Regions from separate parts of the Mus musculus genome. Here regions 2 and 3 are each linked to region 1. Evidence: chromatin loops called from intact Hi-C (ENCODE). Cell type or tissue: gastrocnemius. All regions are shown on one strand.

Evidence for each region. Hi-C counts contacts between places; a loop is a spot of excess contacts. Peaks named below come from ENCODE experiments on the same cell type or tissue, not always from the same donor. Only the 100,000 strongest peaks of a DNase experiment are listed, where the experiment ranks them.
Region 2: a loop joins it to region 1, with 3 times the contacts of the local background. A loop is called at or near these places in 6 of 42 quality-filtered maps.
Region 3: a loop joins it to region 1, with 3 times the contacts of the local background. A loop is called at or near these places in 21 of 42 quality-filtered maps.

The regions. Positions count from the first base shown.
Region 1 is chr12:108,491,180-108,499,179 of GRCm38, forward strand. All of the region lies in intron 4 of Eml1 (echinoderm microtubule associated protein like 1), which reads left to right. Among named protein-coding and RNA genes, the nearest start is that of Evl, 60 kb to the right of the region's middle. In gastrocnemius, a CTCF peak has its summit at 3,243 (motif pointing left); DNase peaks (open chromatin) are centred at 3,255, 3,566 and 7,049; H3K27ac peaks cover 1,423 bases.
Region 2 is chr12:108,440,628-108,448,627 of GRCm38, forward strand. All of the region lies in intron 1 of Eml1 (echinoderm microtubule associated protein like 1), which reads left to right. It also overlaps the pseudogene Gm15636. Among named protein-coding and RNA genes, the nearest start is that of Eml1, 22 kb to the left of the region's middle. In gastrocnemius, no CTCF peak of the experiment used is centred here; DNase peaks (open chromatin) are centred at 3,944 and 6,318.
Region 3 is chr12:108,205,533-108,213,532 of GRCm38, forward strand. Ccdc85c (coiled-coil domain containing 85C) reads right to left here. Exons shown (of 6, transcript NM_001159910.2): 3 at 5,983-6,090; 4 at 2,302-2,397; 5 at 1,590-1,688; 6 at 1-902. The coding sequence ends at 813. Among named protein-coding and RNA genes, the nearest start is that of Ccnk, 30 kb to the left of the region's middle. In gastrocnemius, CTCF peaks have their summits at 1,299 (motif pointing right) and 3,679 (motif pointing right); DNase peaks (open chromatin) are centred at 1,315, 3,366, 3,674 and 6,764; H3K27ac peaks cover 606 bases.

The DNA of each region.
Region 1 (8,000 bases):
TCTGGCTGGAGTCAGTTTGATAGGTGGAAATGCACTGATATCAGGCAGAGAACCTGGGCTCCGCCCTGATCTGTGGATTCAGATGTAATGCATCAGTAGCCAAAATGGTCAGTGTGGTGTCACTCCCCCCCCCGCCCCCCAGTGCAAATAAGCTATGTGCAAGAATGTCACACCAGCGCCTGCATTCCTTAGCAACAGTGAGAACATCTAGAGGACAAATCTGTAGGCTCTATGCAGCTCCTCACTCTTGAGAAGAAAGTGTTTGTCATGTTCCCCGAGTGTCCTCACTTCCTATAAATCAGGTGTGTGCATCTCTCTTATTTAGAGCTGTAGTCTTTATTATGCTTTCTATCTCGTTGCTCCCTGTCCCATTTCCTTTAAAAGGGATTGGTGGAGTCTGGAGTCTTTCCCATGACTTCATACAATCTTCACCTTCCATCTTCGACTGTTTAACATTTAAAAATTCTTTGCCTCTAAGCAGCCTCGGCACTTTTTAACAGCATTTAATCTCTCTACTGACAATGCTTCCATTAGAGATAAAAGCAATGTAGGGCAATGTAATATTTTACTTTATGTAATATTCATGGCAAATGAATATTAATGATTACATAATGAGTCTTGTCACCATGAAGTACTTATTAAATTTAAATAGGGAGTCAGCAATAACATTCTGAAAGAATGCTATGATGTACCCGGTACACTAATCCACTAAGATTTTTTTTTTAACTTTAAAAAAGTTTTATATGAGAAATGGCTACTTTGTTCTAAGTTTATGAGCACAGTTGACATTAGATGTTACCGGAGAAAGTGTCCCCATTCTGGCCTCCGATAGAGATGTATCAACCTTAGAATTAAAATACTATGTGTCCATCTACAGCTTCTGGCAGTGAGTTGCGTTTGTAGAGTAAGAACTCTCAGCCAACTGTTGGAATCTTTGTTACCACATACATATACACTGTCGGTCTTTGGAGTCAACAAATTTGAAGGGAAAAATCAAAGTATTCTCTAAGGCCCAAGCCCTGCTCCTCTGTACAGCCCTGTTGCTTCGCAGCCTGTCCAGGACAGCTGTGCTGGTCTCTCTGGCCTCTCCTCCTTCTTAGAGCTGGGCAGGCCATGGATTTGTCCTTTGGCTGCTTCCTCCAGCTCCTAAAGGCCCAGTTGGTAGCTTCTAACTAGGTAGGCTAGGTACTACTAACCTAGTGATGACCTTTCTCCTTAGCCTCCAGTTCAAGATCTCCTGGCTCCTTATCCTCTCCTTGGCCCTGACAGTACACCTCTTCAGCCCGCCTCTTCTATTTCCCAGCAGAAAAAAATTTTTTTTTCTTCTCTTTTAGAGTTGCTTTATTTCACAAGTTACCTGTTTCTGAAAAAAATCCCAAGAGAGGACTTGAAGGTCCCCTATAGTATCCGTGGCAACACAGGGCTCATGAGACACTTTCCACGTGCCCGAGCAGAACTTGCTGTGTGGCCCAGCTAATGTGACAGTCACAATCCTGCCTCAGTGTTCCAAGTGCTGAGACTGCAGAAATGTGGCACCATATTCTATGCCAACAAGGGTTTTCTCAACCAGCCAGACTAGTTCAGCATTCTTAACAATGCTAAGGCACGCAGTAGGTGCCCAGAAAACATTCATTGAGCAAATATATCTATTCCTCTTAATGAGGATGAAAGACGGTTAAAATGTTGGATCCTGACAGCCACACCCAAGCCTCCATCCCGGCTCTGCCACTTTGTGTTCCATGATTTTAAATCACTAGATTGGGGAATAGGGACTCTTCAGCATCGAAATAGTATGGACCTCACAGGTGTTCCGAGGATTGAGTACCTTCTTCTCCAAAGCATCCTCCACACCAGGCTGGCCTGCAGGTGCCTGTGTACCTAGGACTATTGTTGCTCCGTTCCAAGGTCACAGCCTATGTGTCTCTCTTCTCAGGGACTGCCCAAGTTTTGTTTCTATAGCTGTGATGAAAAGCAACTCTTTCAGTTTACAGTTCCAGGTTAGGGTCTGTCACTCCAGGAAAGTCACAGTGGCAGGAGTGTGAGGAAGTTAAACACACAGGAGCAGAGAGCGTGAGGCTGGAGAGATGGCTCAGCAGCTAAGAACATCTTCTGCTCTTGAAGAGGGCTTAGGTTCTGTTCCCAGCATCCACGTCGTGGGAGTTGGGGCTCATAACCATCTGTACTTCCAGTTCCAGAAGATTCAACACTCTCTTGGCCTCTGTGGGCCACAGGCATACATGCAGGCAACACACCCACAGAGCAGAGAATGCGCCTTCTTCCAGCCCTCTCTGCATTTACACAGCCCAAGACAAGAGGTGCTGCTCATATTGAGGATGGGCTCTCCTCCACTCCTAACTAACCCAATTAAGAAACGTTCTCACAAGCTAACCCAATTCAGACAGTTCCTCAGGGAGATGGTCCCCCCAGGCGATGCTAGATCAATTGAAGTTAACCGTCACAGAAGCATTTGGAGTTCTGTGCCTCCTACCCCAACCTGAAAAGAGAAGAACGAGGTGCTTGGACAATGTCTGTCACCCTACTCGTGCAGCCTACAGCAGGGCTTCACTTGGACCTACTATATGTGTGGCATGATGCAAGGCAGGATGGGAATGGGATGGGCCGAGCGAAGAGATTGATTCACCTTCGCGGGACTTGTTGACAGCACGGAAACAGGCTGACCCTGGTTTCCTCAGTTTCTGTAAGACACAACACAAAGCAATGGGAAAAGAAGGAAAAGGGTTTGGACGTGTAGCTCACTGAGAAAGACACAGCCCTGAACTGATTTAAAAAAAAATGGCGCTCAAATCATCAAAGCACAGCAGGTGGCTTACCTAAACTCAGGCATCACTCTGAGATGTCACCCAGCTGTGGTCTTCCCTCTGGTGCTTCAGAGTCTAGAGTGGGAGTGACAGTGTTTGAACAGACTTTACCTCACCCTACAAGGCTCAGCTGAAGAGCCCCTTTTTTAGCCCCCACCTGAGGTAGGTGTTTTGCAGACAGCCTGTGTCTGCGGTTGTCCATAGCCCTCCTCCATCTTTACCCATTCCCACCCATGACCTCCCTTGGGCTCTAAGAGAGCAGGGACACTGTCCTTTCTTAGTCTCTGGCCCTGCAGCACTTTGCAGAGTGCAGGAAACACGAAAACCTCCCACTAAGCATTCCTTGAATGCATGAAATTACATTTAAAAAATAAATAAATAAATCTAGAACTGTTTAAGAAACTGGTAAGGAGCGCCACCTAGAGGCTGATTACTAGCACCACACTTTAGCCTTAGTGTTTGTGCTGGAGTCCTAGTTAAATCTCCAGTCCCTTAAAGTGGCTTCTTGTGGGTGACATTGGTTAGGCGGGAAGTCATTGGCAGCAGTGTGAAGGCACTTTGTCCTGTCTTGCTCAGTCCTGAAGTGGTTCTGTCCGTTTTGTGGATGAAGAAGCAAAGCAGCCTGTGTCCCCTGGTGAGCTGCATTGCATAGCTTTGATCTATGGAACACAGACACTCCAGTAGCCCTTGATGCCTCTCCCACCACGACTTTTGGCTTTTGTGCCCACCTGTGTCAGTTGCTCCTAGAAGCCATTCCCTCTTCTCAGATTCCTGGAGACCTGAGCATCCCGTGGGGAATTCCCCTGTGGACTTCCTCTTCTTGGAGGACCATTGTCTATAGGTGTGTGTGTGTGTGTGTGTGTGTGTGTGTGTGTGTGTGTGTGTGCGTGCACACGCGCACGCTCACCTGCATGGACATGTATGCGAGCCAAAGGTTAATATCAGTTGTCTTCTTCGATCAGTCTGTCTCCCCCAGACTCCTCCCCCACCTGCACAGCCTTTCTGTGTGGGTGCTGGGGATCTGGACCCTGGTCCTCAGGCTTGTGTGGCAGTCACTTTAATGACCTAGACACCTCCCCAGCACCTGAAACTGCATTTTCCTTTTTCTGGACACCGCACAGAATCACGGGATTCAAGGTTTGGGCATCTTTTTGCCTTTGTGACTGTCAGCATGAGGCAAAGAATCCTGGTGTCTTTTGGCTTCCTGTCTGGCTCCAGCATCCCGTTCCTATGACCGCAGGAGGTTTGCCTTGCTGTCTTTTTTTTTTTTTTTTTTTTTTTTTGCCTTTCCCTCACCTTTCTTCCCACTGCCTGTGAGCCAATGCATAAGTGACATGGAATCGGGACTCCGGCTTCCGCAGGGCACACAGATCACAAGACTGTCAATCATGCTCTGACAGAGGGGACAAGCCAGGTGAGCCACAGAAAGACAGCTATTTTAAGTGTGACAGAAAGCTGAAGCCACTGTATACTGGGCTCAAACAAAGCAAGAAAAGGGAAAAGGGGGCAGGCCCCCCTCAAGGGACAGGCCCACACTGCATTTTTGGCAGAGTGTCAGAAGGAAAACACTTGGCTTTATAGGAAGAGGGGACTCATTAAAGGCCCAGAGTGAGCTGGCTGACGGGTCACATTCCTAAAGATCCAGACAAAGGGGACCCCACACTCCCACACATCCCTTTCCATAGACCTTCAGGGAGTGCCCAGGGCAGACTGGAGAGGAATGTGGGTGAGTGTAGCAAGAGACGTTCTGAGGCACACCAGGTCATCTGTGGTGTGTGAGGAGAGAAGCAGCCTCAGGCCTTGCCCCTGGTGCCAGGCGGTGGCCGCCCCCTGTTCTGCCCTGGAGATGCAACTGTAAGCAGGATGAAGATGCTGTATTCGTGGGCCTTTCTGCTCAGTGGAGAAACAAAATAAAACAGGGCTCAAAGTGCTATAGACAAAAATAAGCCAGGGTGGGGTAGGAGTGTGGACTGTGGGGAGCGGGGCCTGAGGGAAGACTGCAGTGTTGACTGGACGCCCAAGAAGGCCTCACAGGAAGTGGCCACTAGCCTAGACCCAAGCAGCAGTCTTGTGTCTTCTGCAGGCTGGTGTCCAGGAGGAGGGTTAGGGAGCCAATGCGAATACTGGGGTGCTCCAGGCAAGGGCACAGAACAGCAGTTACAGGCTGGAAACCAGAGCTACTTACCCAAGGGGTTAGAAACAGCTTGCCTGGGGCTGTATAGCCTCAAAGGAACCCTAGAATTTAGATCGGAAGGCCAAACAGAGTTTTTACAGTTCCGTGTCCCTTGGCCACACTTCAGAGTTTAGAAAGTTTTGCCAACAGCAAATTCTGCTGTGTTTTTCAGCCAGGCTTGTTTGAGCCTCACCACCCACTCCACACAGGCTCGGAGTGGCCTGGACATCAAGGGAAGCAAGGGATCATATCCCTGATACAGCGTGGGCTGAAGGATGACTTCCGGCAGAGGTGCTTTTCATTGCATTTCAAGTTAGAACTGAGGAGAAAAGGGGTGACTTCAGGGAGATGGGATTTTAGGGAGATGGCTCACTTAGAAAGCCTGCCATACCAGACAATGTGCAGGCTAGTTTTATGTCAGCCTGACCCCAAGCTAGAGTCATTTGGGACGAAGGAAACTCAGTTGAGGAAATGCCCCCACCAGATTCTGTGGGCAAGCCTGTGGGGCATTTTCTTGATAGGTGCTTGATGTGGGCGGGCCCAGCTCCCTGTGGGTGGGGCCACCTCTGGACTGGTGATCCTGGGTGCTTTAAGAAAGCAGACTGAGAAAATCAATCGTGAGGCATCAACTGTAAACAGCACCTCTCCAGGTGCTGCATCATCTCCTGCCTTCCGGTCCCTGCTCTGAGTCTCTGCCTTGACTTCCCTCAGTGATACATTGTAACTTCAGAGTTGTAAGCTAAAATAAATCTTCATCCCCAAGTTGCTTTGGGTCACAGTGTTTCGTCACAGCAACAGTAACCCTAACTAAAACACACAAAGACTTGAGTTCTGAGTTTAGATTCCCAAAACTCATAAAAAGAACTGGGACATAGTGGAATCTGTGCCTGTAACCATAGAACTAGGGAGGGCAGAGACTAAGAGATCCCTGAAGCTCATAGGTCGATGGGCCTCGTCAGATCAATGAGTTCAGTGAGAGATTCTGTCTCAGGAAAAAATACAAAAAGGTGACGAACTATCCTGGACTACCCAGCCTGACCCTACCTGCCCTTGGGGGCTGGAGGTGAGTCAGGGAGCAGGTGAGAAACGCCTCCGCAAGCTCATCTGAACACGCCCTCCACCTGCGCCCCATTGGTCCCGAGAAAGCATCTCTTCTAAACAGCAGCTCCTGATTGGCTGGCATTGTCTGCACCAGCAATCCTTGTTCTCTCAGGCAGTCTTCAATCAGGTCCTCCAGCAGGAGATACTTCTGCGGCTGCTCCAGCCCAGCGTTTACATAGGGGTGGCCCCACCACAGCTCCTGCTAGAGAGAAAGATCTAGAAAAGTCACTTGACATTTGCCTTTGGCCAATACACACACACACACACACACACACACACTCACACACAATACACAAACACACGCACACGTACAGCATAGGCACCTAGCTAACAAGTATATGCACAGATGTGCATGCATAAATAAAGAAGTGATATTAGCAATGTATCTGCTTTTTTTTTTCTTTTTTAATTCAAGCAACCAAAGATTATATCTCTAGCAGCATTTAAGGGGTGATTAAAGTGACCCCACAGGAGTGGCATATTCAAATGTCCTACATATCAGATATCAACATTAGCAAAATTACACTTATGAAGTAGCAACAAACTAATTTTATGGGGTGGGGGAAATCACCACAACATGGGGAACTGTATTAAAGGGTCACAGCATCAGGAAGGTCGAGAACCACTGGATAAACCAGTGTTCCTTGTGCCTGTGGTTTCCTTTCTTCTGATTTATTTCCTAGCTTAAGGCTGGGAGACCTAGCATAGCTGAGCAGTGCGGGGCAAACAGCTGGAATCTCCGGCTGGGGTGCAAGGAGTGGCTCACGTTCCTGCCCTCTCTGAGAGTCTGTGTCTGGTGTGTCTCTCTAATCCAACCTCTTGACCGTAACCCATTAATGATCACGGTGCCCCATGACCTGATCTCGTGGGGTCATCTCAGCACTGCTGCCGTGGACCAAGCTTCCAGCTGGTGGCCCTTTAGGTCAACTATAGCAGTCTCTGGGCTCTTGTCACCTCCCCACTGGCGGCTGTCCCAGGGGGGTCCCCCATTGAGAAGAAGTGGGTGGCCACTTCTCTGGGGCCACACACTCTTTTTGTTTCTCATCTGTTGCCTCCCTCACAAGCTCTGCTTGCTCTAAGAAGGACTGTGGTCCAACTGAGGCATTTTCTTCTTTGATTTCCCAGGCATGGTCATAGGTTGTCACTGTCTGTTTTGTGATGGGCACCCAAGATGTCTGTGCTCAGCAGTGACATTCCCTTATGGGCGGCCTCTGTTCTACCCTTCTGTCATCCTTAGAACAGTTACCATACAAGAGATGTGCCAACAAAGTCCAGACCCACAAGTTCTTTCATCAAGACTTGGATGACTTTTAAAAAATTAACCAATGTATACAGTATTACGCTTTATTATGGCATTCGCAAATAAAATTTGTTTCAACTTAAAAATTTAAGTTAAATTTAATTCTATGTGTATGAGAATTTTGCCTGCATGTACACCTGTGCACCATAAAGAAAGAGTGTTGGATCCTGGGAACTGGAGTGAGTTAGAGATGGCTTGGCCCGGCCCGTCATGTGGGTGCTGAGAACTGAACCTGGGTCCTCTAAAAGAAGAGATGGGGGCTGGAGAGATGGCTCAGTGGTTAAGAGCACCAACTGCTCTTCCGAAGGTCCTGAGTTCAAATCCCAGCAACCACATGGTGGCTCACAACCATCTGTAATGAGATCTGACACCCTCTTCTGGTGTGTCTGAAGACAGCTACAGTGTACTTAGATATAATAATAAATAAATCTTAAAAAAACAAAAAAGAAGAGATGGGGCTCTTAGCTGCTGAGCCATCTTTCCAGCCCTCCTAAACAGTGTGTGTTAGTTTTCCTTTCTCTCCTCCACTTTCATCCTGTCGCCCATGCATCCCACTTTTGTATTGCATATGTTCTATAGCCCTCCCTCACCCCCATCCCTTCCCCTC
Region 2 (8,000 bases), 51 kb before region 1:
TCAGGTCTCCAAAGATCTTATCCATTTCTGAGTAGCATCTAACCTGTGCCCGGATCAGGGACTCAAAGCTAGGTTGGAAATAGTCAAGTCGGCTGCCACTGAACCGTGGCATCTCATCCAGGAGTTGTTTGTTCTTGGCCTCAAAGTCTTCCCGCACAGGCCTTAGGTAGCTCTTCTCGGGCCTGGTGGAGCTTGGCCAGCGCAGAGCCAGTCTTCTTTTCCTCGTACTTCTCCACCTCGGCCTGCAGCCTCCTGTAGTCATGCACGGCCTGCTCCCGTCACTTCACTGCCACGTTGAGGCTTAGGAATATGTTGCTGAACTTTTTCAGGGGTTCAGTCACTGTCTTTTGGATCGGGTTCACCATCTCCTGCTTCATGTCTGTGTCTAGGGCTGTCACAATGCGCAGAAAGTCCTGGTCCTGCTCATACGGCGGGTTGGACAGTAGGTCCTGGGATATCTTCACAGAAGATTTGGACAAGGCCAGGTCGGCGTCGGTTGGTCTTCCTGTCCTTCTGCAGGCGCTTGGTTTGCTCTTCCAGCCGCTGCAGTTTTCTGTACTCCCTTTCAAAGTCTCTTTCTTTCCACTGTTTTGGAAACAATCTGCTTCTTGGGCTGTCTGATCTTAAATGGAATCCAGCTCATGGCCCTAAACTCACGCCGACTGCCGGGGTCCTCGGTAGAAAAGCGGGTTCTCGGACCACTTCCGGATTCCCATAGCAACTTTTAAAAACTTCCTTATCTTCACTTAAGGCGATGCTTGTCAATCTCGACCTTCTCTTCAGAAAACATCCTGCGGGGAGTGGCTTGCCTGTTTTTCTGTTTTTAAGACCTCTCCTCCTGCAGACCACCGTGTGAGGGGCTTCACGGAGACGAAGCCATTGATGACTTTATAGGCCCAGTGCTTGGATGGAGCCCTGCCCAACACCCTGGGAATTTGTTGGAACCAAGCACCTGCTTGCTGGGTCCTTCCCCAGCCCAAGGCTCACCTTAGACATCTTGAGTTCCAGCCCACAGCTCCAGATGCAGGCTGATTGTCACTTAGCAGCAATTTCAGACTCAGAAAATGAAACACATGGTTTTCAGTGGCTTCCTGTGGCTTCTCTTAGTTTAATGGTTCTGCTTGTCTATAATGCCAAGGGTTTGCTTTGGTTTTGCCTTGTCTGTGGTGCAAGAGAGAGAATCCAGAATCCTGAGCATGCATGTGCAGGCCCCTGTGTGGAGCTAGCTTCAAGTGTGGCTGTGGGTACTACCTTAGACCCTTCCAGTGTATTGGCATTTTAGAGCCCAGTAGCTTAGGGAAGACTATGCAGCTACAGGGACTAGTATATCATGGTGACCCACATACTGGACCCACTAGCCTCACCTGTGGACACTGGCTTGATACTTGGATGACATTTTCATAAAAATCCTGATATTTAGGTGAATCAAGTCCCTGGAGAGCCATGAGGACATGTACTAATCACCTGCCACACAGGGTCCGCCAGAACCGGACTCTGGAAACTGTGGTTCCAACCCCACGTGGCATTGCGTGACCAAACGTGGGGAAATGGTAAAAATGGGCAGGAGAGAAAGGTTTCTGAATGCAAAACCACCAAAAATGTCAAATTCATGATGAATCCAGGGTGTGTCTGCCAGCACTCACAGATGTGTAGCGCACAGCTCCACTGCAGCCTTGGTTAGGAGCACACACGGGCGTGTCTGCCGTGTGCATGGCCTCCCCGCCACTCAGCACCCACCAACCCCGTCTGAGACAACTCAGCGCACACCAGTCTTTCTGCTCTCACAGAACGGCACTGGTTTACTGAAAATGAAGATTCACGGTCCACACCACCACTCCTCAGCAGAAAAGTGAAAAAAATGTGCTTGCAGCTCTTTACACTGGAACATTTGATTTAAAACAAAACAGAACTTTTATGAGAGCTCTGCTGCTTGTACACTTGTGTGCCAGAAGAGGGTGTCAGATCCCATTACAGATGGTCAGGAGCCCCCATGTGGGTGCTGGGAATTGAACTCAGGACCTCTAGAAGAGCAGTCAGTGCTCTTAACTGCTGAGCCATCTCTCCAGCCCTGAGTGTTTGATTTTTAAAAGTGGTGTTTTCTGACGTGAATTCCATTACAATTTTTTTTGTTCAATGAATTTTGGCTTAAGACTAGGGCAGAATGTCAAACAGTTTCTGAAACTTCTCTACTCGTACTTCTCCTGTGTATGATATGTTTATGTGAAGTGGCTCCTTCAGCATTGGCAATGACTAAAGTCAAAATATCAGTAAACCCTGAGGAATGTTACCAAGGTGCTTTATGTCCAGGAGCATCAGACTGTCAGCTAAAAGTCAACGTCACTCTCCTCATTAGAATGCACATTTGCTCTTGTTTTAAATAAATGGTAGAATGATATGTATGCCAAAGAATTGCTTAAAAAAATTCTTCCCCAGCACTCAGGAGGCAAAGGCAGGAGGGTCTCCGTGAATTTGAGGCCAGCCCGGTCTACACCGAAAGTTTCCAGCAGAGCCAGCCATACATAGTGAGACCTATGAAAGAATAAATGTTTCTCTTTATGATTTATTGTTGGTGAATGTTGGCTTTCTTTCCTGTTTTATAACTCTGCCTACCTCTAGTCATATAAAATATCCTCAGGTGACAGTGGATCTGGACTGGGGAGAGTTTTAGAACAGCCAGGTGCCTAGAAAGCTAAGCCAGTCTGGTCCTGAGAAAGCCGGGTTGGGAAGGGTCCCACTGACTCTCACTGAGTCCGTCGCTTCTCCTCCAGTCCCCCCCTCCCTCCCTGCTTTGTTCAGCAGGAATCTGTGTGTCCTCTGTAAACAAAGCCTGCTGTGTGGCCTGAGGAGCCAGAGTGATTCTTCCCATCTGCCGGGCTTAGTGGGAGTGGCTCAGAGTCCCATCACCAAATTCCTGCAGCGGTTGTGCTCTCCACCCATGAGGAAGCCGAGGGCTTGGGTTTCCCCTGCCCACTGGCATCTCGACGCTGCTGCCTTCAAAGGCCCTGGGGCATAAACGATGAGCACTGCCACCCGTCCCTTTTTTTTTGAAAATGCAACCCTACCGGGATGGCTGTTTATCTCTTGCACACCCAGGACAGACCACTTAACTTGCTGTGCCAGAGGATGTGCCTCAGTTCCCTGTGCCATACACAGGGTTCCAATTTCCCATAAATCCTAAGGGACATATTCTGGGTGACTGTCCTGTGACCTATAAACCTCCGTCTGGTGGCCGCGACTCAGGAGGGTTAATGCACAGTTAATAGTAGCGTGTTTCAAGATGCTAACACTTTGAGTGTGTGTGGGGGTGAGTGGGTTAATTAGATTTAATACTCAGCATGGAACATGCATATTAAAGCATCGCATCTTACTCTGTATGGTACTTAAATTTTTAATTGGCAGTTATTATTTATGCACTTAAATAGACCTTGCTGCATGGCAAATTATTTTCTTGTCTGTCTGTATTTCTTTTCTTTTCTTGATAGGGTTTTCCTATGTAGCCCTGGCTGGCCTGAAACTCACTATGTAGATCAGGCTAGCCTCAAATTCACAGAGATCTGCAGGCCTCTGCCTCTCAAGTGTTGGGATTAATGACATTGTGCTACCATAGCCAGACAGTTTTCTTTCTCTGTCTCTATATTCGGATCTGTCTGTCCAAGGGCCTCTGATTTCTGCCCCTCCTCTCTCATGGAGCTATACAGACAAAGATGGCTGTCGTGTCCCTCAACAGAACAGTCTTGTGGGACCACCATCATAGGTGTACTCAGGCACAGGGGTTCTCATGGGGCGCGTACCTCCCATGACTGCTTGTTTCTGTTCTTCCGCTAGGACTGACGCCCCAGGGATATAAACTCTGTTGCATTTACTCACCTTAGAGAACTGTGTGTTGCCTCACACTGGGAGTGAGCCAGAACTGTTCATCGCCATGGATACGATGGAGGGATGCATTGCATGTCATCTTGACAGTTTAAGCCTATTGGTGCTATTAGGTGCCTGGACAGCTGGGGGCATTGTCTTGCTGTGTTAGTCACCGCCTACAGAATGTGGGTGCCTGACTGAGGACATTCGTGTGGCTGTACCTTTGTGATAGCCAAATAGATGGGTATAGGCAGAGGAAGAAGTCCAGCCAGTGAGTGCTCCTGACCTAAATCTGAGAGTACAGCTGAAGAGGTCTTCTTCTTTGAACCCTCCCCTGATGCCTTTGTGACACTGGGACTAGGGATGTTCTGGCTTACAGACCATCTGGCCTTTGGACAGGCCATACAGCTTTGAGGTGTCCCATGCTTTCTCCCCTAGCTATAAACCTCTCTGTGACCCCTCATGGCTGAATAATGCTCTTCCCAGCATGCCTTTGTCCCACTCTTCTCCCCCACACAATTGCGTCTACAGTTTGGTCCAGAGGGTCCCTCTTTGCAAAGAGATTCAACAGTGGCAAGATTTAGGGGAGGCATTTGGAGGGCAGCCCTGCAGCAGCAGCAAGGGTTAATTAAGGGAATAACATAAACATTTGAACAGAAGCTCAGAATAATTCCAGTTGGGGGTGTGTGTGTGTCAGCGTTAGTTACCCCGCCTTTGGTTATAGAAAGTCTGTGCTTTGTAAAACAAATAGTGCTTACATGGTTTTGCAGAGAAAATGTTTCCAAGTATAGAGTTTCTCTTATCTGAAGCATTGTTAATGAGGGGTGGTGGACCAAGGGTTGCAGACCCCCATACACTGCCAAGAACAAAGCAAAACAAAACAAAACTTTTCCATAGCCCTGTGAGCTCCAGCATCTTCGTCCTTGGGGGCTGGACATGTTGGGCGTTACCCTTTGAAAGGGGTATGGGGTTGGCCCAGACTCGTCTTAGCTGCCCTTCCTTGAAGATCAATCCTGTTATCTGAGCAAAGGGATTATGGGTAGAGCTGAACCAGTTTTGTGTGCTTTGCAATTACCAGCCCTGTGGATTCTGTGTTTCTCAATGAGGGCACAACAAAGGCCACCCATTCACGGGGACTTTTGGTTTATGGGACAAAAATAAAAGTGTCCCAACTTTCAAGTCGCAGTCTTCAAGGCAAAATTTCAGATGTTCTGGCCTATCCGTTTATACAGCAAGTGCATGAAAATTTTGTATGCAGAAAATGATTTTTTAAAAACCGATAAAAGCAATTATCTTTACCTGTTAGAAGCCCCAGAGATATGGCGGCTTTGCATAGTATATAAATCTGAATGGCAGAACTTACCAACGATTCCTTCAGGTATTGAGGAATTCAGACCTCAGCTGAGGCAAATTGAATTTTAAAAGCTTAGGGTCTGAAGAGTTGGCTCAGAGGTTAAGAACACGTTCAGAGAACCCAGGTTCGATTCCCAGCACCGGCATGGAGGTTCCCAACTGTCTGTAACTCCAGGCCCAAAGACTCTGATACCGTCTTCTGGTTGCCAAGGTAACCAGGCGTGCACACGGGGAACATATATACAGGTAGGCAAAATACTCATGCACATAAAATAAAAATGTAAAAGCAAATGCGTTTATTTATGTAAGCATTTATTTAGATAAAATCTCATTGTGTAGTTCAGATTAGGTTCAAAACCATGGTCCTTCCTCCACCACCAGAACGCACTTCAAGATTCCATTTCACTGACCATAAGGTCATTAATATGTCAGGGCACACCCTCTCTGCATGGGAGACCCTTCTCAGAAGCCGGAAGCCATCCACTCCTGCACATGTCGGATGCCAGTGAAGGACCTGGTGGGTGACAAGAGCCATGTGTTTGCCTTCAGATGTTCTGTGGCTTTGTAACTTCTGAGAGTCGATGCTGTTGTTTTCCTTAAACAGGGGAAAATGAAAGGGATATACAACGTTATGGCATGGTCTCTAGTCCTAGCACTTGGGAGGATGAGGCTGGCTGACCGTGAGTTCAGGATCAGCCAAGGTCATCCAGGGAGACTCTAAGAAAAACCAAACCTCAAATGAAATGAAGAGGTTCGGTACCAGAGTTCATCCCAGAAGACAACCAGCAATCTGAAAGGAGGCTCAGTTGTTCCAACTTCTTTATAAAGCACTTTTAAGTTGACAGATTATAAAATTATAAAGCCAAGACTTGGTTATACTCAGATACTCAGCCAAAGCTATGCTCCCAGACCCTGCAGAGCTGGGATCCAAGTGTCTCTGAGACTATTGAGCCTCCATAGCTCAAGGCATGGCATCCCATTCCAAGTATGCCAGGTGCTGCACAGATCCTATTCCTGACTGTGAACTGCACCCCCTGTGCAGAAGGGCTAGCATGTGTGTGAACCTCAGGGGGTCACTGTCCTAGCAAAGATGAATGAATGCCCAGTGAGTGTGTGCCAAAATCAGAAACAACTTTGCAGCTGGGCCAGCTGATAGGCAAGGCTTACTGCTCCAGTAAGGCCAGGCATCCGGGGAGTGGCAGAGCCAGGGTCCAGATGGGTATGAGCTAGCACGTTCTTGTACCACCTATACCTCATGGATCAGCATTGCCCAACCACTTAAGCATCAGCTGTCCTGACTGCTCCCGTGCCAAATGTGAGACCTGTACACCCTTATTTGAGAGAGCCAAGTGCCTTCTAACACAGGGTGACACACTTGTTGTTGTGATCGGCAGTGGCTGATCCATCATCTTCTATAAACACTGGTTTCTGGTTTCTTTTCCGCCATCTTTGTTAAAACGAGGATGAGTGGATAGTTCTTTTAGATAGGCAAATCACAGCCACCTCTTCGTAATACACCCAAACTAGTACATGGTCTGGAAGGATGCCTTGGCCTGCTTGGCAGGCTTGGAGATTAGGTCACATAAGCCACCAGGGACCAGCAGAGGACAAGCTCCAGGTGACTTCGTTGAGTTATAAATGCTAATGAGATTTTTAGGGTGTCTGGCAGTCTTTCTTCCTTCTTATGATCTAGAAGATCATCACTTCGGGGAACCTGGCATTGTGTGGGAGACTTGATGGTTTTGTGTTATGTGTAGAGGGAGAGGTGATCCCTTGGAGAGAGATGTCTGACAGTCTTAATGCCAGGCTTCGTGAAGCATCGCCTGCAGTGGAATGGCTTCTGATGTCCCTATCATGAATGTCAAATGTCATTCCTTTGTCTTCATGCTAACCTTGCCCGCTTACATGAGGGAATGACCAAAGGCAGGAGGTCTGCCTGCTTTTGCTGGAGCCTGACTCCAGTGACAGTGTCTGTAGCAGGTGGGCACTCCTGGTACCGAGGTAAAGATACAGGGACTTGGAGGCTTCTCATCACCAGGTGCCCTGCGGGCCAGGTGAGAAGCAGAGTGACATTCTTGTCATTCCTGGTCCACAGGATTTCTTCTGGCCCGGGGTACCTCTCTGTTTGGCCCAAGTTTGAAGCTGTGTGGTTTGTCTGAGGTGAGGCGAGAGCTAGGGCTGAAGTGGTACAAATGGTGGATGCAAGTCTGAGATTCCGTGGTCCAGCGCCACAGTTGATGTCTAAGAGCTGGGAGGGGTGTGGGTTTTTTTTTAAGGTTTATTTTATTTTTAAGTGTGTGTGTGTGTGTGTGTGTGTATGTGTGTCTGTCTGTCTGTCTGTCTCTGTCTGGGAATATGCACAGATGTGTAGGTACCCATGGAGGCCAGAGGTGTCAGATCCCTTGGAGCTGGAATCACAAGACATTATGAGCCACCTGCTGTGGGTGTTGGGAACTGAACTCAGGACCTCTTCTGCAAGATCAGGAAATGCTCTTAAATCCTGAGCTGTAGCCCCAGCCCACTCTCTTTTGAGGCAGGTCTTACACCTGAGAATCTTGCGAGAAAAGCCAGTTCCATAATGTTTGAGCTAATTTGAAGCAACCTCGAATTATATAGTGACCAAGATGATGGACTCTGGCCATGACCATTTCAGGGTACCCGGAAAATAGCCATGAGTCACATTTGTCAGAGGTGTACAAAGGCAAAAACCACAAGGTCACACTCCCCATCGGGTTCAATCAGGGGCAAGTATATATTCTGACATACTTCCTGCCCGCATATCTCCTGCCTAC
Region 3 (8,000 bases), 290 kb before region 1:
TCATCAGGGGATCAGGGGTGGCTCCTTGTAGCACACGGGCGGGGGGGGGGGGGGGTGCTCCGTCACATTGACAGTGACCCTGGGCAATGGCCCAGTTCTACCTGCCCATTGAGAATGCTGAGCCTGGCTCAGACACTCTCCAGGACTTTCCTATGTTGCTGTAAACCAGAAAAGGAAGCCTGGCAGGAGAGACCTACAAAGTGGCTAAGCCTGGCATTGGTGAGGAGACGTCACTGAAGGAGTGAATACTAACGAGGAGAAGCTGGCTTCGGGGTGGCTGAGCACCGACCCCCAGGTGACAGGGAACCCTGAGCTCCCAGCCAGTCATGGACACACGGGACCCAGTGCTCTGTGACCCAGGGTCCTGGCTCTGGCAGGGTAGCAGAAAAGTGCCACCCGCGTCACGATTCAGGCTCCGGTGGCATCTGTCCAGTGTAAGGGACAGAGAGTTAGAATACTTGTTGAGGGACCTTCTACCAAGAGCAGGCTACCTCCCAGACAGTCCCTTGGCTTGGAGTCTCAGAGGCTTCTTGCTGACAGAACATGGAGCTCAAACGGGGAGCCAGGCTGCCTGGCCACTTGGCTGCAGCGAGCGGGCAAGCGAGCAGTGGCTTCTCGTCTTCCCAAGGTTTGCTGGTGAGGGAGGCAGGAGGTGGAGGCCTGGCTGTCAGCATCACACCAGGGCAGCCAGGGTAGGCCGTGTCCTATGTACAATTCACCACGGAGAAAGACGGTGGCTGGGCCGGAGTTTCTGCCAGGTCTAAGGCCTCAGACTCCAGGCAGGGCCAGTCCACGTCCACGGAGAAGCGGCCCTACAATGGCCCCTTGAACTGATTACCAGACAGGTGCTGCCGGATGGAGGGCTTGGTGCTGGCGGCGTCCCCCAGTTTCCTCCAGACCACCTGTGAGGAGGCGCACAGCATCAGTGAAAGGCTCGCCCCAAACCTACCCACTGGTCGCACCTACCTACCTACCGCCTTACCACCCTGTGAAATCACCCATGTCCTCAAAGCCTGGGAGCTGGAAGAGAAAGCTGAGGCTACCACAAGTTAGGAGAGGTGCTGAGACGTGGCCTTTGCCCACTGTCAAAGTCATGCTTGAGCCCCTGGGTGTGAACTCAGCCTTGAAGATGTCCAGTGGGGTCCACAGACTTGGGAGACAGCATGAGGTGCACCTCAGGGCACCCCACCCAACCTAAGCCCCACGACCAGACCCTGTAAACCCACTCTCCTGCAGGCACCTATGAGGGTCCAGTGGAGATGGCAAGAGGTAGAGAATATTCTACGTGCATGGCCAGAGGCCACCAGGGGGCACCAGTGAGCAAAGAAACCAGCGCTCAGGCTCTGTCCAGACAGAGTCCCAGGCCTGGCACCACCGGGGAGGGATAGATCTGGTCAGGGGCCTCGCTGAAGGGTGAGGCATGGTGGGTCTGATGAGGCAGAACTCCCAAAGCCAGTCATCCTCCCCAAGCCATAGCTAAGCCAGTGAGAAGCAGGTGGCCACATTCCCAGGGCCCAGGCCCAGCCCCAAGCCCAGCCCCAAGCCCCAAGCCCCAGCCCTAAGCCCAGCCTGGGAGGAAAGTGCCTCACGTTGCACATCTCTCGCACGATGGCCTTCTCCTTCTCGCTCAGGTCCTCCTCACAGCTGTCTTGAAGTTGCCGGTCAAGGTTCTCATGTACTTCCAGAACCTGAAGAGAAAAAGCAAACGGTCACGGGGAGGCCAGCAGAGAGCTACCAAGGGAACTGGAGAGGCTGGGCAGGGGTGTCAGGTGGGCTTGCTTCAGGCGCCAACAGAGGATGTGACCGACAGCCTGTGCCCATCCACGTTGGACACGGCAGTCACTGCCAGCTCCCTCTGTGACTGAGTGTCCCTGCACAAGGGTGGGTGAGGTCCATGGTATACACACAAAGGAAACGGGGAGAGCCCTGGTGCGTGGTTGAGCTCTAGACACCAGAGTCCTGAAGCCTGCACGCTTGTACCTAGAGGCATGAGGCTGGCCTGGACCTTCCATTCCAGAGTCACTCCCAACCTGGGCCTCTCTTTGGCCTGAGGGAAACACTTGCCCTCTGATACTGGGTCAGTTCCCTCAGCAGCAACGCCTCAGGCAGAGCACACAACTGACGAGCCCAAGACTACATTCAGCCCAAGTCCCAGGGGCTCCAGGCAACTCTGTGTCTCCAGACGCCAAGGGGAAGGGACACATCGTCTCCCAAACCCCCAGCTCAAGTGGCCCAAGCTTGGAGATAGCACCTGTGGGTCCCCCATCCTGTGCTCAGGAGGAGACAAATGGCACGTTTTACCTTCATGGCGTGCACGACAGCCTCGGGTTTCTGTCCTGCCGAACTGTAGACGGTGGACGGGGGTGAGGGCAGCTCGGGTACGGGGCAGGCTGGGCCCTGTAGAAAGAGCAGCACAGATGAGCCCCACACCCCAAACCTCACACCCCCCGTGTCTGGGTCCTGGACACCTGTCACTGGATGAACACCAGTTTGAGTTATGTGGAGCCAACACCCAGGTAGGAGGAGATAGGGGTCGGGGTGGGGAGTTGGAGGAGAAGAGGCAAGGGTAAGAGGCAAGGCTGAGAGGCGGGTATCCTAGGAGCTGCTATCTGCCTGGCTGGTCCCCATGCTTCCTGGCCATGCCACCTCTTCTGCAGATGACATGGTGGTGACTTGCAGAACAAAAGGAGGGGAGCGGGGAACACAAGAGCATGCATGTTGTTCTACAGGTGTAGCATGAGCGTCTTGTGGGAGCCAGAGATTCATGTCACTCAGCAGGCGGAGGGAGGCTCAACCCCACTGCCCAAGTCCAAAGCCCACCCAACCTATCCTAAGCCCTGCTCCTGTCCCTTGGCCCAGTCCTGGCCACCTGGGTGGTGAGTCAGCTACCGGCCACATGTTCAGGGTAAGAGCTGAAGACAGGCCGGGCTGGGCCAGGAGGGGACCCAGTCCTTCTGAAGCTGACTCCGCCTCCCGCCAGCTTCCCTTCCTCCTGATGACCATAAGCAAGGCTAAGGCTATAATCGGGCTATAATTATGGAACGCAGGACAATCAAGAAAACACCAAGAAGTGCTCCAGGAACGAGTAGGAGGGGGAGTGTCCTGTAGCCAGAGCTGTAACCTGGTGCCTGGGGATCAGCCTGAAGACAGAACTACTTACCCCCTCTGCAAGACCTGGGCCCTGGAGACCGCTCCCAGCAATCAAAGAAGCTGACCCAAGAAGGACTGAATCCTGTCCAGCTATGGCCACCATACAAGCCCAGTAGGGATTTTATGGTTGTCCTCAGTTAGGCCCAGGGCCTTCCACTGACAGCCTGTCTGCCAAGCCCGTTTCTCTCAGGCCATCTGGCAAGGAAGCTTACCAGGGTCTCACAGGCTGATGACAGCTGTGCTGGCATAGGCATGGAGCGATCTAGGAAAGCCAGAGTTGGGCATGGTCCCTTTCACTGGGACTTGATTCTGAGCCTTAGTTTCCTCCCTTCCTGTGTCACATGTCACGGGAAGCATGCAGAACACGGGAGAATGCCCAGAGAGTGTGTCTCTTAACTCCAGCCCAGGCTGCCTGTTTAGGACACGGGGGAGCCGGATGGGGAAAGGGAGTGGGTGGTGTCTTGCCTCCTGGTCTGCTGCCCGAGCTAGGCTGGTCTTGAGCAGAGGCCACACTTCCCCCACCGGCCAGCAGAGGGTGCCAGCCAAATGAATAAAGAGAGGTCTGGTCCTAAAATGTCCTGTGGTGCCCACACCCCTCCCCCTGCGTACTGCCACCCTGTCGTAGGGAAGACCCTATCCCCAGTTTGTCCTGATGGACCTGGCCTGCTTCCTCGTCTGTCCCAGTCTCTAAGGGACGGCTAGGGGCCCCTCCAGGAATCAGCCATGAGAGAAATGCAGGAGGCGAGTGGGTGGATTGCTATGCAGTCCGGCCCTCCGGGCTCAGATCGCCCCCAGGCAGCAGGTATCAGGGAGGACAGGGCCTGAGGCTCGGAAAAGGATAACGGCCATTGCTCAACTCTTAATGACTGGTTAGAGTGACTGAGGTATTGGGGTTAGCGTTGGGCTTAGCGTCACTCAGGCCCACGGAGTCCTCCCAATCACCAAGGCACCCGGGGCAAGTCAGTCCTGAGGGATTAAACAAACAAACCCATCCCACAGATGAGGGCAGTGTGCTTGCCCAAGTCAGCTGGTGGGCATGAGTCTAAGCCTGGAAAGACCAGCTTTTTCCAAGGTGCCTGTCCACGCCTTAACGCTCCTCCAGAGGCTGCACATACGCACCCACTGTTATCTGGGAACTTCCAACATTTGACATTTGACCTTGCTGCCCTATTGAACCCTGTGCACCTTAAGGAGACCGGCCCCGGGTATGGAGGAGACAGTAGCGGGCAGTGACAGCACTGAGGGTCAAGGTGACCAGCTGGGCCCACAGCCTTGACCTTTGAGCCTTTATCACCTGCGTGCAGTAGTAACTGCTAAGGCTGGTATCCTCCCCCACCCCCCACCCCCAGCTCTCTGCCTGTTGGCTCACTACCCTCAACTGACGACCTGAATGTCTTCAGTTCATAGCCCTCATGGAACGGAGCTATCCCCTGCTCTGCAGGCCCACAGTGACCGCTGACCTCCAGGCCCGTTTAGGTACTAATATGCCTTTGCCCATTAGGCCCTGCAATCTGCTGCAGCCCATAATGCTCACTTCCTCCCCCTAAGAGCAAAGCCACAGCCTCTCCTGGGGTGAGACACGTGCTCTCCCCTCATGGCCTCCACCATGAAACCTTCCAGGACATTCCCACATTCCGCTAGCCTTCACTGTTGAAGCTTGGGGGGTGTCCCCTAGGGGCTATAGGAAGTGGTCTGGGACCTGGCAGGCTGACCCGGAACCAGAACCAGCACTGCACTTGCCAGCATTTGAAAGCCCTCAGTTTACCACCCGGCAGGTTGTTTTCAGTGGCCTATGCCACCAGAATGGAGGAAAGCAGAATGGAGGGGATGGGAGGGGGGAGAGGGCAAAGCCTGGGGAACCAGCCCCTGGGTGGCACCCTTAGCTCTGGGAGCCCTTCACGGTGAAGCATCGTGACCAGGCATCATTCGGTCGCAGGGCTCCTGGACAGGTAGAGGAGGTAGCCAGGCTTTGGGAGAGAACGAGCCAAGGATGGTTGCCAGTCATGATGCATGAGCCATCTCATGCCAGCACTGTGGCCCACTAAGGCCACAGAAAGGCCATGGTCAGCCTTGCTGGCCATCATGGGAGGGGTGAGGGTGCAGAGCAGGGGAGGGACCCGCATACTTCGCAGGACGTCCCTCGAGGTGCCGCCCGCCGCACTGGTGTGAAATGTGTGAGCAGCCACAGGGACTCCCACAGGGGTGCTCTGTGAGCCTGAACTGGTGGAGGCTTGCTGTCTCACTGTCCCACAGGGCAGGTGACACCGGCATCCCACGACCCTCTCTCTGCTGGGTCGACAAACACGAACGGACGCGTGGTCACTTTCTGAGAGCTGACTCCTGCTTCCCATCCAAGGCAGGACAGAGCCCAGGTGAGCATGCGGCAGGTGACCCCGGAGGCCTGAGGGGGTCCTGAGACGCAGCCCATTAACTCCCGAGGCTTCATCCCTCAGCTCCAAAGCCTAAATCTCAGGCCAGCAGGCCTCCTCTCTCGGCTACAGAGTCACAAGCTGCACAGAATACGGTGCTCGCTCTGGCAGCCCCCTGCCATGGCTGTCAAATACTGCCCTGGAAGTCGAGAAATGTCACCTACCCAATGCTTTGCTTCTTACCTCCTCGCTGGGTCCCCATGAGGTACCCAGGGCCCCGTCCCAGGAGGATAGAGTAAGGAAGACCACTCAGGGCTGGCCATCCAAGCTTGGCTTTCACCCACAGACCACCCGCATGCCCTGGGCTGTAGCCAGCCTGTTCCGCCTCTGTCTCCTCTGGAGCTCAGGGCAATTCGGAAGGTCTGGACCAGGAGCAGTGGGGACCTTCGGTGGGGACACTTACGTTCTGTAGGACTTCTTGGTAGGAGGGCGGCAGGGATGCGAGCTGGGATTCCGAATGGTATGGGGAGAAGCCTTTCCGAAGGGTACGGAATTCTCCAGAGCCTGCCTGCTAGGAGGGGAAAGAAGCCAGTCGGATCCAGGGAGGGCTGAAGGGCCAAGGCCCCTAAGCCAAGACCCTGCCCTAGCCCAGGTGCTGTGCTTAGTAAGTGTGTCACCCTCTACACAGCCATCGGTCGGCTCAAGCACACCCTCCCGGGCAGGTGCTCACCTCTGTTCGAAGACTGCCTCTACTATCAGACAGAGAGAACCCCACCCAAAGCAGGCCTGGGCGGGTGTTCGTAATCCACAAGGACCAGTGCAAACCAGAGTGGGGAGGAAGGATGGACACACACATGCTGCCCTGAGGTGGCTCCCTTAGGAGAAAAAAAAATCCCTGTATGCCAGGCTAGTGACCTAAGACCAGAAGCCAGAGTCACTAAGGGTGGGCCAGGGAAACTGCGTGGTGGACAGGTGTGGCCCAGACTGTCCACCTTCAGGCCAACCAGCCCCACAGGAGACAGCCTTCCTCCCTAAGCCACTGATACTTCAAAGGGAAGGAGGAACCCACGAGGCAGATAAAAACTGCAGAGGAATGTCCATAAATCGGCAGGCTGCTGAGTTCCCCAGACAAAGCAGGAAGGAAAGAGGCCAGGCTGGCTGGCAGGAAGCGGGCAGCAGCCCTACGGAGGGCTTCCTCCTCCCTCCCAGCAGCCCCCTCACCCAGCCTGGAAGGGATCCCCACATTCCAGGGCTGGCCTCCTGCCAGTCACAGGGCCTTGGCCACCTGCAGGTAGAGACAGTGAAAGAGAGCTCAGACAGAAGACAGAGGTGCCGGACCACCAGACAAAGAGGTGGGGTAGTCACTCCACATCACTATACCACCCCCAACCTGTAGAGACCACAGAGTCCAACCAGAGAAGAAGTCTGCCAATGAGGCCACAGGGTATATATACAGGGGTCTGGTGTTCAAAGGCCAGGGGGCAGGTACAGAGGGCTGGGGTTGTTTTCTCAGCCTCAGGTATGACCCAGACTCACACCCGAGACTCTTGGGTACCCAGAAGCCTCCTGAGGTAACTCCACATGACTCTCACACTAGGCACAACCCCAGCCAGCATCATCTGCCAAGAGATTCCCAAGAGACCTCGTGAATGGCCTTAGCCATCAAGTGGGGCTGTGGTAGGCCACTGCGAGGCGTTAAAGGCCACAGAAAAATCAGCCCTCCCTGACACAAGGACCGGATTGAGTGGGTGCCCTAGGACCGGGTCTCAAGGACAGAGACTGTCCCCAAATGTCCCCAGTACTTCTTAAGTCTACCATGAGGGACCCTTTCCTCAGCCACCGTGCTTCCCTGAGGGGTCACCCAAGCCCCACTCAAAACCCTAAACTAAATCACTCTCAGCTCTCTGTCACCACGAAATAGTTTTCAGCAGAGAGCACCATCTAAATTCTAATGAGCTCTTAACGTCCACACATAAACATGTCTATCAGTCCTCATGGGACCTTGCCTACCAATGCTGTTGTATGGGGACACGAAGACGTCCCTGCCACCTTGCTGTGACTGGTGGACAAAGTGAAGACACCAGAGGCCGGTTATCAGCCCAGCAGAGAATGTGTTGTGATATCCCATTTGGCCACAGGACCGGGAGTGCCAACAGATTGCTGCCTGGTCTGTTTCCCGCCAGCCTGCGACCAAGAAGGCAGGACCTGTCCTGTCCTGTCCTGTCCTCACCCCCACACAGGATTATGTTTGGGCTAGGCTCCCTTCCCACAGAATCTCTGGCCCTCAATCAGACAGGCTCTGAACTGAAAACACTGTAGTATGTGCTAAGGCCCCCTCCCATCCCACCCACACCCCTCCACAGAGTCCTGGGTAATTTCCTCGGGGGGGGGGGGGGTCCCAATTAGCTGCATGCAACTCCTCACCCATACACTTCGAGTGAGCATCTAAAAATGTTTGTGTGTGCACAGGACTTTATTAGC